2 separate regions of the Homo sapiens genome follow, and region 1 is linked to region 2. The links are chromatin contacts, found by Hi-C or POLR2A ChIA-PET in ENCODE. All regions are on one chromosome and are shown on one strand. Each heading gives the region's core, a stretch centred on a gene start or an enhancer-like site at or near the end of the contact. The rest is flanking DNA. Distances are from core to core; before and after follow the strand shown. Region 1 overlaps LINC02245 (long intergenic non-protein coding RNA 2245). Region 2 has its middle 44 kb from the start of SERTAD2.

Region 1 (4,694 bases), core at 1,436-3,935, 220 kb before region 2:
CTGTTTTCCTATTATCTGCCAGATGAATGCTTGGATCGGTGTCCAGGCTGCCCGGTCGTGCTTAGTAATCGGAAACAGAGACAGCGGAAATCTCAAATTCTGGTTTCCTGCCGGGGAGCCAGCTCCAAGTCTGCGGGAGAGGAAAGGACGTTGTGACACAGCGCCACCCTGTGGCAGAAAGGAGAAGAGCCGCTCTTGGCCTGTTGTCTGCATTGGATCTCAAGGCCTGGGGTTGTCAGAAACCTGAAACCTTGCAGAACCCCAAAATAACAAAACTGTCATTTAAAGAGCACTTACTGTGTGTTAGGGAGGCACTGTGATAATTGTCTTATATTGTTATGGCCTCAGAGTTTCCCATGAGATGGATACTATTTTCTGAATAAGGAAACTGGAGCCCAGAAGGGTTAAGAAATTTGCCTAAGTTCACACAGCCAAGAAGTAGCCAGGCTACACATCCGCTGAGTGTGGTCACAGAGGCCACAATTTTTTTTTTTTTTTTTTTTTGAGACAAGGTCTCACTCTGTTGCCCAGGCTGGAGTGCAGTGGCACGATCTTGGCTCACTGCATCCTTGACCTTCCAGGCTCAAGTGATCCTCCTGCCTCAGCCTCCCAAGTAGCTGGGACCACAGGCATGCACTACCATGCCCGGCTAATTTTGTTTATGTTTTTGTAAAGACAAGGTCTCCCTATGTTGCCCAGGCTGGTCTCTAACTCCTGGGCTCGAGTGATCCTCCAGCCTCGGCCTCCCAAAGTGCTGGGATTGCAGGCATGAGCCACTGCATCCGGCCGAGGACACACATCTAACCACCACTCTGTCCTTCCAGTCACCTGCTCAGCAGAGAACATTCCCTATAGCAGGGCTTCTCAAACTCACACCTGCAGGAGGCACTGGGGAATCTTGTTAAAATCCAGATTCTGATTCGGCTGATCTGGGGTAGGGCCCAAGAGTCTACGTTTCTTTTCTTTTCTTTCTTTCTTTTCTTTTTTTTTTTTGAGACGGAGTTTCACTCTTATTGCCCTGGCTGGAGTGCAATGGCACAGTCTCAGCTCACTGCAACCTCCGCCTCCTGAATTCAAGCGATTCTCTTGCCTCAGCCTTCCGAGTAGCTGAGACTACAGGCACCTGCCACCACGCCTGGCTAATTTTTGTATTTTTAGTAAAGACGGGGTTTCACCATGTTGACCAAGCTGGTCTTGAAGTCCTGACCTCAGGTGATCAGCCTGCCTTGGCCTCCCAAAGTGCTGGGATTACAGGCGTGAGCCACTGTGCCCAGTCTGAGCCCAGTCTACATTTCTAAGGGCTCCTAGGTAATGTGGTGCTGCTGGTTCGTGGACCACACTTGGAGAGGTGAGGCCCTAGAGCAGCTGTCCAGTAGAACTTTCTGTGATGGTGGAAGTGCTCTAACTCTGCGCTGTGTCATACATCGCCACTGGCTGCAGGTGCTATGGAGCACCTGAAACATGGCTACTGCAACAGAGAAATACATTTTAATTTTAGTTCATTTAAATTAATTTGAATTTAGCCACATGCACATAGTGGCCTCCATACTGGATAGTGCAACATCCATCATGAGTGGGGGCTCAGGCTTGTCATTCAAGAGCCAAAATACCATGGTAGGTTAAAGCAAGACTATATAGGGTAACAAATTTTTGGAGTCATTAGAGATAGTATATTCAACACTGCTGTTTTACATATAAGGAAACTGGCCAGAGAGGCAAAGTGACTTGTTGCAGAGCCACAGAGCTGTTCCTGGCAGAGGGAAGGCTTCAGGTTCAAGGACAGCATTCTCCCTACCATGCCACATTTTGTTCTAGGCCCACTGACCTTCAAAAGAAAAATGTACATTTCCAATTTTGGGAAATCCAAGCTGGGTGTGGTGACATGTGCCTGTAGTTCCAGGTGCCCAAAAAGCTGAGCTGGGAGGATCATTTGAGCCTGGGAGGTTGAGGCTGCAATGAGCCGTGATTGCACCACTGCACTCCAGCTTGGGCGACAGAAGGAGACCTTGTCTCTAAAAAAAAATAATAATAAAAAAAAATAAAAGAAAGAAAATCCTCTATAAACAAAATGTAGCTGTTGGTAATAGTCAAATGCTATTTATTACTTTATACAACGTTTGAGGCAGTTAACCAGGTTTAAATGTTATCCAATTTCCTGAGGGAATTAACTGATTTTTGGCTACATTTGCAAGACCTGCATCACACGAAAAGAATCATCCCTTTTTATGGGATGTTTTGCAACACGAAGTTCTCTGGCAAAACCAAATTAAGACCAACCCCTGTTCAGGCCTCCCTGGTGTGTAGCTGGTGTCTTACCACATGGACTTCAGTGGGTACAGGTGTGCAAAGCAGTGATGGTACTCAGACAGACAACTGAACAGGTTGTTCTGTATCACACTGGAATGAAGGATTTACTTGATCTTTGAAAACATTTTTTTTCTGGTTGTAAGGCAATATATGTACATTATATAGAACTTGAAAATTGCGGGGAAAATACTGTGTTAGTTATTTGTTGTTGTGTAACAGGTTATCTCCAAAACCCAGCAGCTTAAAATATCAAACATCTGTTATCTCACTATCACTGAGAGCAGCTCAGCCAGGTGGTTCTTTTCTTCCTCTTTTATGGTCTCGTCTGAAATATGCTGGGTAGTTCTGACTCAGGGAGTCTCAAGAGGTTGCAGTCCAGATGTTGTCAGGGCTATTCTCATGTGAAGCCTTGGCAGGTTGCAGGATCTGCTGCTTTTTCAGCGTTGTGATCATAGCTCACTGCTGCCTTGAACTCCTGGGCTCAAGTAATTCTCTAGCCTCAGCCTCCCAACTAGCTGGGACTACAGATGGATTGCATCAGTGGCCTGCTAGGGTCTGGTTCTAAGCTCACTCATGTGGCTGTTGGCAGGAGGCCATGGCTGGGCCCCTCTATAGTGCTTCTCAGGACAAAATTTCCCTTAAGAATAAATGATGTGAGAGAAAGAGCAAGAGAGACAGTGTCCAAGATGGAAACTACAGCCCTTTATATAGCCTCAGTGGGGAGTGACGAACCTTCACTTCTGCTGTATTCTATAGGTCACCCAAACTCGCCCTGTTACAGAGTGGGAGAGGGCCACACAAAGGTCATGAGTACCAGAGGTGGGGTCGAAAATAAAACTCACCTGCAACCTCACTCTCCATAAACAATCACCGTGACATTATGAGGTGATTCCATATACATCTATTTACATGTACAGATTTTTTTCTGACTCTTACTTCATATGTTATTGTCCATATTTCCCCTCTATCTCCCTTTTCAGATGGAAATCCAGCTTTATTTAACCTCCTTTCCCTGAGGAAGAGGTACATTCAATGTTTATTATTATTATTATTACTTTGAGACAAAGACTTGCTCTGTCGCCCAGGCTGGAGTGCAGTGGTGTGATCTCGGCTCACTGCAACCTCCGCCTCCCGGGTTTAAGCAATTTTCGTGCTTCAGCCTCCTGAGTAGCTGGGACTATGAGCACGCATCACCACACCCGGCTAATTTTTGAAATTTTTTTTTTTTTTTTAGTAGAGACGGGGTTTCACCAGGTTGTCCAGGCTGGTTTCTGGTTTCCATGTTGCTGGTATCCCCTTATTCGATTATTTCAGCAAGGCTGATGTACTTCTTCCTCTTGAAAAACTTAAACTCATTCAAGAGTATGTGTTCTGAGGGGCAGGTGGGAGAGAAGGAAGAAGGCAGAAAGGAGAGGTGAGAATGGGGGGTGGGTGGTGTGGCAAGACTTCCGGGGTGACGCTGCAGAGGGTGCCTCTGAGGAATCGAGTCTCCGGGCCCACCAAGATTGATTCGTGTACCCCAGCCAGATGGGGGGCTTCCACGGACTGTGTGGAGTGGAAGAAGGCTGTATCCATGGACTCAAAAATCACAGGAGAATGCCAGTGTTTTGCAGCTATGGACGAGAGACCCCAGCACAACCATGGCAGTGGGAAACCCTAAAAATAACTGGGGACAAATTTTTATCAGGATGAATGAGAGCTCAGAGGCAGGACTAAGTTGATTAAAAGGAAATAAAGGAATCAAATATGTCTTGCCCATATAGTTTGTGGACTTATTCATACCTGCTACACACACACACACACACACACACACACACACACACACAACATTCTTTTCAAACTGTCATTTGTAGTCTTATTTTTGTATCTACCTTTTTTTCACTTCGTTTATGTAATGGACATGATGTAATGTCATTATCTGTACTTCCCAACCGTGTCCACAAAGTATTTTGTCATTTAGATTGCCACACATCACAATACGTCTGGCTTCACCTTCTGGGAGCAAGAAGCCAGGTTGCATTCCTTTTACTACCTAGAGATCCCACGCCCTGTGAACATCTCTGGAGAAACCTTCTCTTCCCTCCCAGGGAGCCCTTGGCCTTCATACTCCTAAGTCCTCATCCCCAGATACCTGCTCAGCCCAGCAGGCCAGCCAGTGCTGGGAACTCTCACCTGGGGGCCGGAGAATAGGGACACTGCTCCTCCCTCAGGAGTCTGGGGCTTCCTGGCTGCCACCAGGTGTCACCAGCAGCTTGGCAGGTGGGTGCATTTCCTGTCCCCAGCCACAGCAGAGACTCAGGCTCTTTCCTTCACCCTAGAATGGAGCTATTGGTTACCATGTGCAAGTTTTGTAAGAATGAAAGGATAAAGAAAAAAAAAGATGAAAA
Region 2 (4,775 bases), core at 45-2,544:
GATGTTTGTTTGTTTTTTTGATATGAGATGAGATCTGTATTAGTCCATTCTCAACGCTGCTGATAAAGACATACCTGAGACTGGGTAATTTATAAAGGAAAGAGGCTTAATTGACTCACAGTTCAGCATGGCTGAGGAGGCCTCAGGAAACTTACAATTATGGCGGACGGGATGCAAACTCGTCCTTCTTCACATGGTGGCAGCAAGGAGAAGTGCGAGCAAAGTGGGAAAAACCCCTTATAAAACCATCAGATCTTGTGAGGACTCACTTCGCTATCATGAGAACAGCATGGGGGGACTGCCTCCATCATCTAGTCACCTCCTACGAGGTCCCTCCCCCAGTGCATGGGGATTACAATTTGGATTACAATTCAAGATGAGATTTGTGTGGGGACCCAGAGCGAGACCTTGTCAGGATCTTACTGTGTTGCCTCTCTGGGCTCAAGCGATCCTGGTACTTCAGCCTCCTGAGCAGTTGGAATTTCAGGGGCACACCACTGTGCCTGGCTTCCAGTCTGATCTTAAAGGATATGACCTTGCATATGTCTCCCCATCTGAAACCTACCTCATGAGTTTAAGGATCAAATGATGTTTTTACGTAACAGTAGTAACTATTACCATTATTATAATAATTTGGAGTTATTACTTGAGGGAAAAGTAACATTTTTAAAGAAAATCGGTTGTTCCAATTAGCATATTCAGAGACGGTTGTATGTGTAGGGGAATTATGATACATTTCCAAATGTGTACTGGGATTTTTTTTTTAATATCTGCAGTTTTGGTATAGCTGTGGTAAGTAAGCCTTTGGGGTGAAAAGGTTGATTTACTAGAGATAGGCTGTGATGTGCCAGCTAGTATTACTCTACAGTGTTCAAGGATCTGTGAGAAGCAATACTTCCTGTACATTTTCAGGAGTAGAAAGGAGCAGTGGTGGCCCAAAGTGCCTGGCCGCTGCACAGTGGTCATGCCCCCTAAAAATTGAATGAGTCTGTAGAGTGAGCCCAATCTAGCCCAGGAGTGTTTGAACTCTGGGTCACACTTTAATTTGATTAACACTTTCACTTATTAATGGTCTTGATTTGTCTTGGCACTTTGCAATTAAATGGTCTATACAAAGACTTTCTCCTTTGGACACAGCGTATATTTGTCGTCTAACTACAGAGTTTAGCATCAAATAATTTTATGACAGACCACATTTGGCATGCCTAGTTATTCAGGGAATTTTCAAAGAACCATAGAGGGACTTTTTAGTCACACATCCTCTCTGTTCTTAGTCATCTACTCCTTTTATGGTAGTCATTAGCCAGTATCTCTCAACCTCTTCTACAATGTTTAACAGTTAGTGTACACTCTCTGTAGCACTGGTTTTTTTTGAGCTCTGTGTACTTAATAATGAGACAGTCAGCATATACTTGTGAAAACATAAACTAAATGTTGGTATATTCTCCGCATGGTTTCTTTTTATAGAACCACAGTTGTTAACACACATTAACTACTTCAAAATCACTAATTAAAACATTTTCTCATCTGTATTTTGGGAGTATTATCTTTTCTCCCCTCCAGTTGTACCACTTAAGTATCATTGGTTACATTCAGAATTAAGGGACAAGAGAAATGAAAGACAGTGTGATTTAGAAGTTTTCCTTTAATGCATAGGAAAACAGACGTTTTCATATTCTAGGTAATCAGAAGTACCTTCTACATTTAACTACTTGACCCTAATGACCTGGTCAAATTCCAGTGTTGCACAATTGCATTGTACCTTCCCTAATACCCAGTGAATTTAATTGTTTGGCTACAAACTATTCCCCTTAACTTTTTAGAACCATTTTGTAGGCTGTGCTCTTATAAAGATATATCAAAAGCCGCACTTGTCACCTTTTCTAAAAATGCAAGTCATTTTCACCCCCTCTCCTTCTAATCCTTCTACTTTCTCCCCATATTTATAAACACATTTCCCAAAAAATATTCAATCTTCTTTTTCATGGATCCAAAAGACATTGGACATATGGCTTGAACACAACACTGGGGTAATAATTAATTAAGGTAAGAAAGCAAGGATTTTGGAAAGTGTGGGTTGATGAGTCAGATAATGGTAGGATTTTTCTCCTGATCTCTGGTAAGGTATTACAAAGTTCTCTCCTAATTGTCTTGCAGGCCCCTGACAGCATATCCTGAATTAAACTTGTTCTGTTTTCCCAGCTTACCCTTCTAAATTCTCTATTTCCTGTCACGGCATCTCTCTCCATCCCTTAATCATCTAAACTGGAATCCCAGCTCTCTATTTCACACCCCATATCCAATCCCCTCGGCCCTTAGGGGAGAGCGGGCAATAGATCCTGGCTGCGCTGGTCACCTGTGGGCTCCAGCAGCAAACAGGTGGGTTCATTTCCTGCAGTATGCTGTACAAATGTTTTATTTTTGTATGCCCTGATGTGAAAAGGTTTGGAAAGTATTCAGGATAGAATTTACACTCGTATGAAGGCTGTGCCAGAAATGACCCCAACTGACTTCTGCTTCATCCTCTCCCTCTCTCCTCAAGTACATTTTATGTTATAACCTCATCAAAAAAAGTCTCAGTATCCTAAATACACACACTTTGCCATTTTATTTCCCCATCCTTAATTACATCATTTTGTGGTTGCTTCTCCCTGTTTCTGCATGGTGAAATTTTATTCCTCCTTTAAGCGTAACCCAAATGTTATCTCTTCCTTGGCCTTAGTAGGGAGAATTAATGGTGTTTTCTTTTGTGATTCCAGAGCTTATGCTTTTAACCATTATGCTATGGTGAGCCAGTAAATCTCTATTTCTCTGGAATTAGGCTACCTGGGTTTAGATCCCAGCTATATAGCAGCTGAATGACTTTGGGTAATTGTGTAAACCTTCAAGTACTCAGTTTTGTTATTTGTAACCTGGATATAACAGTAGTCTCTAACTGTGTCACTAGGATTAAGTGACAGAGAATGTTATTTAGTGCACAGTAAATGTTTTCTTACAATGATTATCTGAATATTTATCAAATATTTGGAAAAAAAAAATCTTCTTGTTGTGTGTCCTGTACTGGGTTGTAACCTCCTTGAGGGAAGGGGCTGTATCTTATTCCTGTATCTTATTCATTTTTGTCCAATATTTATGATAGTGCTTGGCACTATTATTAGTATTAGCATTAAGCATTCTATAGATCTTCCTCTCCACCAGGAAGTATCTCCTTCAAATACCCTCACAACAACTCTATGAGGGAGATACTGTTTCGTCCATTTAACTAAGGCATAGAAAGGTTAAGTACTTTGTCTAAGGCCACAAGCTAGTAAGAATTTGGACCCCAGGCAGCCTGGAACAAATTCCAAGCTATTAATCACCACACTAGGCTACCTCCTAGTAGGTACTTAGTAAATCTCCATTGGAACAAATAGATGAATGAGATTCAGATAAACAGGCAGGTGGGATGGAGTGCTAGGAAATGGTCCTATTGAAAAAGATGTGGGTAAGAAGTGAGGAAAAAATTATCAAGAGCTAGACTAAGTGAGTAAGAGGAAACATTGATAATAGTACTATAGTAACACCAGGGGGTAATCAGTATTAGTGTCCTTTGCAGATACATAAAACTTTATTTTCTGAGTTGGAAAGCTTCTGGATTGCAAAAAGTAGCTTTATGCCTCAAATGAGCTCAGTTTATATCCCAATTAAAATATATTACAATGAGAATTTATTTTTCCACCGTGATAGAGTTACTGGCACTGGTCCTCCCTCCTATTTCAAGTAACAAGAAAACTGGACACAATGTATGAAAGAACTGTTTCCAACACTGGACAACAGGCAGTGCAGACAGGGATCTCTAAGAGAGGGGAACAGAGTCAGTCTTGGGATCACCACAGGTTTCTGAGTGCAGGCACTATGCATCCACCATGTAGCAGAGCTGAGGGAGGAGAGAGATTGGAGGTCAGTGAAGCTGAAAAGACTGGGACTTGTGAGGCAAAGTGCCAGAGAGGAGGGAGCTATGCAGAAAAAGAACTTCACACATCTGCATAGGATCCCTTGAGTTTGTTGCCAGATACTCAGCTATGCATGCCTACAGTTAAACTCCCCATGGCCAGATGTGTTGGTGGTTCCCAGATCACCCTCTGTTTGATGACTTTCTAGGAGGACCCACAGGGCTCAGGATGTACTCCTGGCTAAGATTTGCTACAGTGAAAGGCTACAAAGCAAAAAAACAACAAAGGGAAAAGATGCATGAGATGAAGTTTGGAGGAAGCCAGGCACAACAAGCTTCGAAGAGTCCTCTTCTGGTGGAGCCACACAGGATGCACCTAATTTCCTTAGCAATGAGTTGTGACAACACATGTGAAATGTTGTCTACCAGGAAAGCTCATTAGAGACTCAGTGCCAGGATTTTTATTAGGGGTAGTCACATTCTGCCTGCCACATACCAAAATTCCAGACTTTCACAAAGAAATCAGGTGTTCAGCACAAACCATATTGTTTACACAAATAATTTAGGCACTGTGAGCCACTCTTAACAGGGTGTTCAGAATGATCCTAAAATCCAAGTTCCCAGGTGTTAGCTAGGGGCCAACCTTGTAAGCAGGGCTTTCAAAAGGCAGCATTTGCATCTGCTATGTTAACTTTTTAATACGCTTTGGGCAGAGAACTGTAAGAGATCCCAGAGGACATTTGACAATTTCTGGAGACATTTCTGTTGTCGTAACTGGGAGGTCCACAGACATACATTGGATAGAAGCCAGGAATGCTGCTAAATGCTATGCAGTCCACAGAAC

The links. A loop is a pair of places that touch in the nucleus more often than their neighbours do. ChIA-PET counts read pairs that join two places held with the same protein, here RNA polymerase II (POLR2A). Pooled maps may share reads with other maps.
Region 1: a pooled map shows a loop between it and region 2 (5-fold over the local background). The contact joins two enhancer-like sites. A Hi-C loop is called at or near these places in 1 of 37 single-sample maps with no recorded cell type and 3 of 50 pooled maps. POLR2A ChIA-PET finds 5 or more read pairs at or near these places in 2 of 52 experiments (GM10248 and OCI-LY7).

Annotation. Positions count from the first base shown.
Region 1 is chr2:64,913,287-64,917,980 of GRCh38, reverse strand. All of the region lies in intron 1 of LINC02245 (long intergenic non-protein coding RNA 2245), which reads left to right. Among named protein-coding and RNA genes, the nearest start is that of LINC02245, 17 kb to the left of the region's middle. RefSeq lists enhancers at 887-936, 1,307-1,496, 2,410-2,489. Within about 2 kb of position 2,685, at least 6 of the 41 ENCODE cell types and tissues checked have a DNase peak (open chromatin) inside an H3K27ac peak, as active enhancers do.
Region 2 is chr2:64,695,395-64,700,169 of GRCh38, reverse strand. No RefSeq gene overlaps it. Among named protein-coding and RNA genes, the nearest start is that of SERTAD2, 44 kb to the right of the region's middle. RefSeq lists enhancers at 74-133, 1,211-1,280. Within about 2 kb of position 1,294, at least 3 of the 41 ENCODE cell types and tissues checked have a DNase peak (open chromatin) inside an H3K27ac peak, as active enhancers do.